Linked DNA regions of Homo sapiens: region 2 is linked to region 1. Evidence: chromatin contacts called from ENCODE Hi-C or POLR2A ChIA-PET data. All regions are on one chromosome and are shown on one strand. Each heading gives the region's core, a stretch centred on a gene start or an enhancer-like site at or near the end of the contact. The rest is flanking DNA. Distances are from core to core; before and after follow the strand shown. Region 1 holds the start of XKR8 (XK related 8). Region 2 overlaps DNAJC8 (DnaJ heat shock protein family (Hsp40) member C8).

Region 1 (3,005 bases), core at 232-2,731:
AAAGCTCCTCTCTTCCACTCCTGGAGACTCCGTGTGGCTTTGTCAAGGCCAGATCTCAAGAGTTTGTAAAAACGGATTCAAGAGCAGATCCTGGCCCTGGCCACCCCATCCCAACCCACACCACCCTCTGCCCTGACTTTGTCGCATGCCTCTGAGCCTTGGGTTTGTTTTCCCATCTCTACGAGGCTCCACCAGGTCCAAAAAGGAGCAGAATCCACACACATTTTCCAGGACCCAGCCTATGCCCAGCCCTGGCTGGCTCCATGGGCATGGATGAGTCAGAGGCCATCTCTGCCCTCTTGCTGGGTCTGGGGTGGGAAGCCAAGTTTCAGGGGGAAGAATACAACCAGGCAGACAGGGTGAGAGGCGGCCTTTGTGAGGGGCAAGCGCTGTGGTGGGGTCAGGGCTGCTGAAACTCCCAGGGAGGCCCAGGTCAAGAAGCCAGCTGAGGTTGCTGAGTGCTCACTCTGAGCCAGGGCAGTGGACAGATGTCATTTCACTGCATCTTCACCAAACGGGCAGGCGCTATCCCCATCCCAATGGGAACAGCAACCAAACAGCCCCACTGAGAGGTCAGTGACTTCCCAAGGCCCTGCCCATGCTGAAACATGGGATGCTGAACTGAGTCCGCAGCCCCTGCCATTACAGGCCAGGCACTGTGCGAGGCACTTTCTCATTCTTTCGCTCACTCTTCACAACAGGCCTGCCCGTCACACCTGTCTCAGGGTGACTACCTCCTTTCTACGCAGGAGGAAACTGAGGCTCAGAGAAATGCAGAAGTGAGGCGAGAGGGGGCAAAGCCAGAAGTGGATCCCTGAGAGGTCCGACTTCAAAGCCCATGCGCCTCCCTTTCTTCCCTGGGCCTCAGTTTCTTCGCCTGTGCCAGGAAAGCTAGGGCTAGAATGAAGGCAGTCTACCGGGATTCCCTTTCCGTAAAGGGCTGCACGCTCACCTGTAGGCCAGGCGCCCACAGGACTTGGTTCCCTCTCCCAGTCCCCTTCCCGGCATATGGCGTGTCACCTGTACAGGTGACCCAGCTGACGGAGGTGCTGGGCTCCGACACTCCTCCCCTCCCGGGGCGAAGCACTCACCTGTACAGGTAACCCAGCTGCAGGAGATGCAGCAGCGCCAGGCAGCGGCGCGGGGGCTGCGACCCGTGCAGGCCGGCAGGGTCAGCGCGCAGCCAGAGCCAGCTGAAGAGCTGCAGCGCCACGGAGGCCAGGCCCAGCAGCGCCAGCACCAGCGCCGCCCACAGGTAGCGGCCGCCGAGCGCATACTGGACGGCGGCCCACAGGTCGGTGCCCAGGTCGAGCAGGAAGGCGGCGGTGCCCAGCACGCCCAGGACCAGGTCCCGAAGGAGGGCGCCGCGGGACGACCAGGGCATGGCCCGCCGGCCTCCGCCCTCTCCTGCTCCTCCGCGGTTGGGGCCTGCCCTCAGGGCCCGGGGTTGCCGAGGCAGGAAGGAGGTGGGCGCAGCCCTCGGGGCGGCCCGGGGCCTGGGCCTGGTGGGCGGGACTTCCCCGTCCCGCCCCGTCCGGGGAGGAGCGAGGCCCGCGGTTGTCCCAGGTCCTCCGCCCGAACCCCAGCTAAAAGCCGCTCGATGCTCTGCTCCCGCCGCCAGCCCAGGGGTCCACCGACCCAGCCCAGCCAAGCCCGCTAGGCCTGAAGACCGACTGCCCTTCGCTTCGCAGGCTTCAAATGGCCTAGTTTTACCTTTGAGGCGCCCGGAGGCCCAAGAAAGCGAGAGGGCGGGGAGACTAGAGCCTGGACCAGGGCTGCGATCCCTCACACCTGTATTGTTGCAAAACAAAACGAAACGCAAAGGCACATTCTAATCCCTAAGTGCGAGACTTTGCAACAACGCGTGCGCCTCGATCCAGGGATACCCGGAGAGCACGGGGCCGCTGGGTTCACGCCAGCGATCCGAGTCGGGGGAGGGCGGGCGTTAGGTTCCTGCAAATGAGTTAACCTCATTTCCATACGGAAGGGAATAGAGGCCGGGCGCGGTGACTCACGCCTGTAATCCCAACACTTTGGGAGGCCCAGGCGGGCGGATCACCTGAGGTCAGGAGTTCGAGACCAGCCTGGCAAACATGGCGAAACCCCGTCTCTACTAAAAATACAAATTAGTCGGGCGTGTTGGCGCGCGCCTGTAGTCCCAGCTAGGAGGCTGAGGCAGGAGAATCGCTTGAACCCGGGAGGCAGAGGTTGCAGAGAGCCGAGATAGCGCCACTGCACTCCGGCCTGGGCGACAGAGCGAGACTCCGTCTCAAAAGAAAAGAAAAGGAACACAACACAGAATCAAACGCATGATGAGCTTTGTTTTGTGAGTTAAACATAATACGCAAAAGAAGTATGCTTGTAGGGGGGTCTTGGGTCGTCATTTCTTTTCTGTTTCTGGTTTGTTTTTGGAGAGAGTCTGGCTTTGTCACCCAGGCTGGAGTGCAGTGGCGCGATCACGGATGGCTGCAGCTCCTGGGGCTTCGCTTCCTGATTCGGTTGTCCTATTTCAGTTCACTCCTCAGGCGCGGAGGAAATGGTGGAAGGCCCAGCTCTGGGTGATCCTGGGCGCTGCCCCCGTTACCCGTTACCAGGAAGAAGGTGAGCCTGGCAGGTCACAGCACGAGCGTGCACAGGCCCAGCAGGGCCATCAGCAGCAGCGGGAGCTGGGGCACGGGCGTGGTGCCAGAGGCATACAGACAGGTGGTGTAAGCGTCAATGTCCACCTGGCGCATGGCACACACGTGCTGCATGCTGCAGGCCTCGTCGCAGACCCCAGCAGAGTAGCTGACTGAGTTATAGACGTAGTAGCGCTGCAGTGTGCTCTGGTCGCCAGCGATGCGGTCCAGCACTGTGTGCATGGAGTGGGCGCTGGCGTCCGGCACCCCATAGGCCTCGGTCAGCTGGTACTCGAGCTCCCAGCGCGGCGTCCCCTGAGCATTCGCCTGGCTCAGGTTCATGAAGTAGGTCACCATGTCCTGGAAAAAGGGTTTGGGGTAGACCGG
Region 2 (3,005 bases), core at 249-2,748, 240 kb before region 1:
CTGCTATCTCCCTTCCTGCTTCGAAGGACTCATTCTTTCCTCCCACTTCCACCCCAACATAGAGTAGTATTTGCTTTTTAGTCCATTTTGTTTTCAATACGATTTAATATCGATCAGAGTAATTCTTTTGTACATTGAAATGAGGGGCTTGGTTTAAAAAAAGACCTTTCCCTCTCCCTGCCCCTAGAACAACCAGTATTAGAAGGTGCCACCATTGGTGCTGCCTTCTCTTCCCACAGCCTGTAACTCAGTGTTTTGTACTTCACTGAATTGTGATGGTTAGAAACTTCGTGGATAGTTTGTGGAAATCATCCAATTAAACATACTGCTTAAAACAGTGTTGCTGTGACTTCAGAGACAAGCCTGGAAGGGGCACCTTAGGAAGCCCCTTCGCTTCAGTTGCTCGCTTCTGGGTGTGCTCCCTTCGAAGGCCCAGATAAGACAGGGAACACTTGTGAGCACACAGAGCAGCATCTGATGCCCTGTGGTGTTTGGCATGTGCCCCCTGTCTACTGACCAATCAGTGTGGCATGAGGCCCACGCCACCCAAACCTTTCACTTTCCAAAGAGCTAGCCGTCCTCCACCCAGTACCATGTCCTAGCCTGTCTGCATTTGTTAGTGGTAATATTCTTTATGTATAATAAATTTTTATACCCAAGCCATTGATGTACTTTTCCTTGTACTCTCCCTTGTGGGTCCCTTGTCTGGCTTGGCTGAACCCCAAAATGCTTTGGGGTTGGACAGACCTGGCTGAACCTTAGTTTCTTCATCTATGAAATGGGAATATGAATTACTGCAGCAGCTTTTAGGGCAGATTTGCCATGGCATATACAAGGTAACTACCATAGTGCTCCTTGGGTATTGCCAATATCCTATTATTTCTGTGTAAAATGAAGATACTGATTGTTTTGAGGATTAAATGAAGTAATATATGAAAGCGTCCAGCTCACAGTCTATGCTTAAATGTCCTGCTTGCTTTCAGGGACAGAATCAGCCCTCAGGAGGGGCCCAAAGTGAGAAGGGGAAAGGTGACACTTGAAATGTGAAGATACAGGAAACTAGGTGACTCAAAACTAGAGTTTTGCTTTTTGCAATGTCTTGTAGATGAGTAAACAGGCACAATGACTACGAAAGGCACCATGTCTTTTAGTATCATGAGAAGTGCAACTTTCATTTCTCTGTGGGAGAGGACAGAGGCTTGGGTGTCTTACTGTCCTTCCAAGTACCACTGAGCACATCCAAACCACATGTGAAGTAGAGCACAGTGATGAGTGGGTGGGTGGGTGGGTGTGCTTCTGGCTAAAACTGGACCAAGGCAGGGGGAGAAAATGTTTAGTTGCCCTGCAAAAGTGATACATGCCGTGAGGTAATGCAGTCCTGACTAGGGGGGCAGTGATTATCTTTTCTAGCCAAGCAAAGCCAAGCAACCCCATTTCAGTCCAGGATGTGGGTGCACACACCGCTTCCTTAGAGGTTAAGTGGTGGTGGTTCAGTTCAGCTATCTGCAAACTTACCTTTGCCCTCAAGGAGGCTGTGCCAGCAATTAGCTATGGGTGTTAGTTCTCACACTGCTATGAAGAACTACCTGAGACTGGGTAATTTATAAAGAAAAGAGGTTTAATTGACTCATGGTTTCACAGGCTTTACAGGAAGCATGGCTGGGGAGGCCTCAGGAAACTTAACAGTTGTGGCAGAAGGTGAAGAGGAAGGAGGCACGTCTTACATGGCCGGAGCAGGAGGAAGAGAGCGCAGGGAGAGGTGCTGTACGCTTTTAAACAACCAGATCTCACTATCTGGATAGTGATAGATAAGAACTCACTATCACAAGAACAGCAAAGGGGGCGGCCCCTATGATCCAAACATATGGATCATATGACCTCTTACCAGGTCCCTCCTCCAACGTGGGGGATTACAATTGGGCATGAGATTTGGGTGGGGACACAAATCCAAATCATATCAGGTGTGTTTATTCATTGAACAAATATGCTGGTTTAGAAATACAGTGGTGAACACTGCAGGACCCCTGTTGCCTGCCTCACAGCTGGGGCACACGGGCAAGAAGACTGTCCACTGCTCCGAGAAGGGGGCCCTTGATCTCATTTTTAGCAGCCAGGGAATGTTTCCTGAAGAAAGTGGCCCTTTTAAAAACTGGAACCCAGGGGCTGATGCATCAGTTAGGAGTGTTTTGGCTGCAAGGAATAACTGGCAAAAAGAATTAGAGGAATATTTTACTTCCATAAGTGGAGACAGGTGGTTTCAGGTATTGTTCATGGTGGAATCATTCATTCAGTAATACCTCCAGGGAAACAGGCTCTTACTATGCTTCTCCGTCCTCTGTGGAGGGTTTGGCATCTCATAGTTGCAAGAAGTTTCTAGCACCACATCTTATAACAACTACCAAACAGAAATAAGTCATCCAGGGAGCAAAATTTTTCCCAGAAGATGTCACTGGTTAGAAAATGGGTCACAGGGACCCCTCTTGGTAAGTTTGGCTGGGAGAGCTGCGAAGAACAGACAGGCAATATACCAAGCCTTACTCCTTGGGATTGGGCACCTGTTTCCAATAAAATTAAGTTGGTAAAGATGAAAGAATGCCTGCTGGAAAGGCCGGGTGGGGTGGCTCACGCCTGTAATCCCAGCACTTTGGGAGGTCAAGGCAGGCGGATCACAAGGTCAGGAGATCGAGGCCATCCTGGCTAACACGGTGACACCCTGTCTCTACTAAAAATACAAAAAATTAGCCGGACGTGGTAGCAGGCGCCTGTAGTCCCAGCTACTCGGGAGGCTGAGGCAGGAGAATGGCGTGAACTCGGGATGTGGATCTTGCAGTGAGCCGAGATCGCGCCACTGCACTCCATCCTGGGCGACAATGAAACTCCGTCTCAAAAAAAAAAAAAAAGAATGCCTGCTAGAAACAACAGTGTCTGGCACAGAAGGGGTGGGACTTGAGGGAAAGGTGTTTCAGTCAGAGAGAGTGGCATGTGCAAAGGCCCAGAAGGTAAGA

What was found. A loop is a pair of places that touch in the nucleus more often than their neighbours do. ChIA-PET counts read pairs that join two places held with the same protein, here RNA polymerase II (POLR2A). Pooled maps may share reads with other maps.
Region 2: a pooled map shows a loop between it and region 1 (2.5-fold over the local background). The contact joins the enhancer-like site here to the promoter of XKR8 in region 1. A Hi-C loop is called at or near these places in 8 of 168 maps with a recorded cell type or tissue (CD4-positive, alpha-beta T cell, CD8-positive, alpha-beta T cell, OCI-LY7 and 3 more), 14 of 37 single-sample maps with no recorded cell type and 17 of 50 pooled maps. POLR2A ChIA-PET finds 5 or more read pairs at or near these places in 3 of 52 experiments (H1, activated CD4-positive, alpha-beta T cell and activated naive CD4-positive, alpha-beta T cell).

Annotation. Positions count from the first base shown.
Region 1 is chr1:27,958,449-27,961,453 of GRCh38, reverse strand. It overlaps XKR8 (XK related 8), which reads right to left and starts at 1,481. Exons shown (of 3, transcript NM_018053.4): 1 at 1,092-1,481. The coding sequence starts at 1,384. It overlaps SMPDL3B (sphingomyelin phosphodiesterase acid like 3B), which reads right to left. Exons shown (of 8, transcript NM_014474.4): 8 at 2,302-2,978. The coding sequence ends at 2,616. RefSeq lists an enhancer at 977-1,540 and a silencer at 1,221-1,610.
Region 2 is chr1:28,198,211-28,201,215 of GRCh38, reverse strand. It overlaps DNAJC8 (DnaJ heat shock protein family (Hsp40) member C8), which reads left to right. Exons shown (of 9, transcript NM_014280.3): 9 at 1-938. Among named protein-coding and RNA genes, the nearest start is that of PTAFR, 23 kb to the right of the region's middle. RefSeq lists a silencer at 1,222-1,551. Within about 2 kb of position 1,498, at least 6 of the 41 ENCODE cell types and tissues checked have a DNase peak (open chromatin) inside an H3K27ac peak, as active enhancers do; they include CD8-positive, alpha-beta T cell and natural killer cell, where a contact is called at or near this core.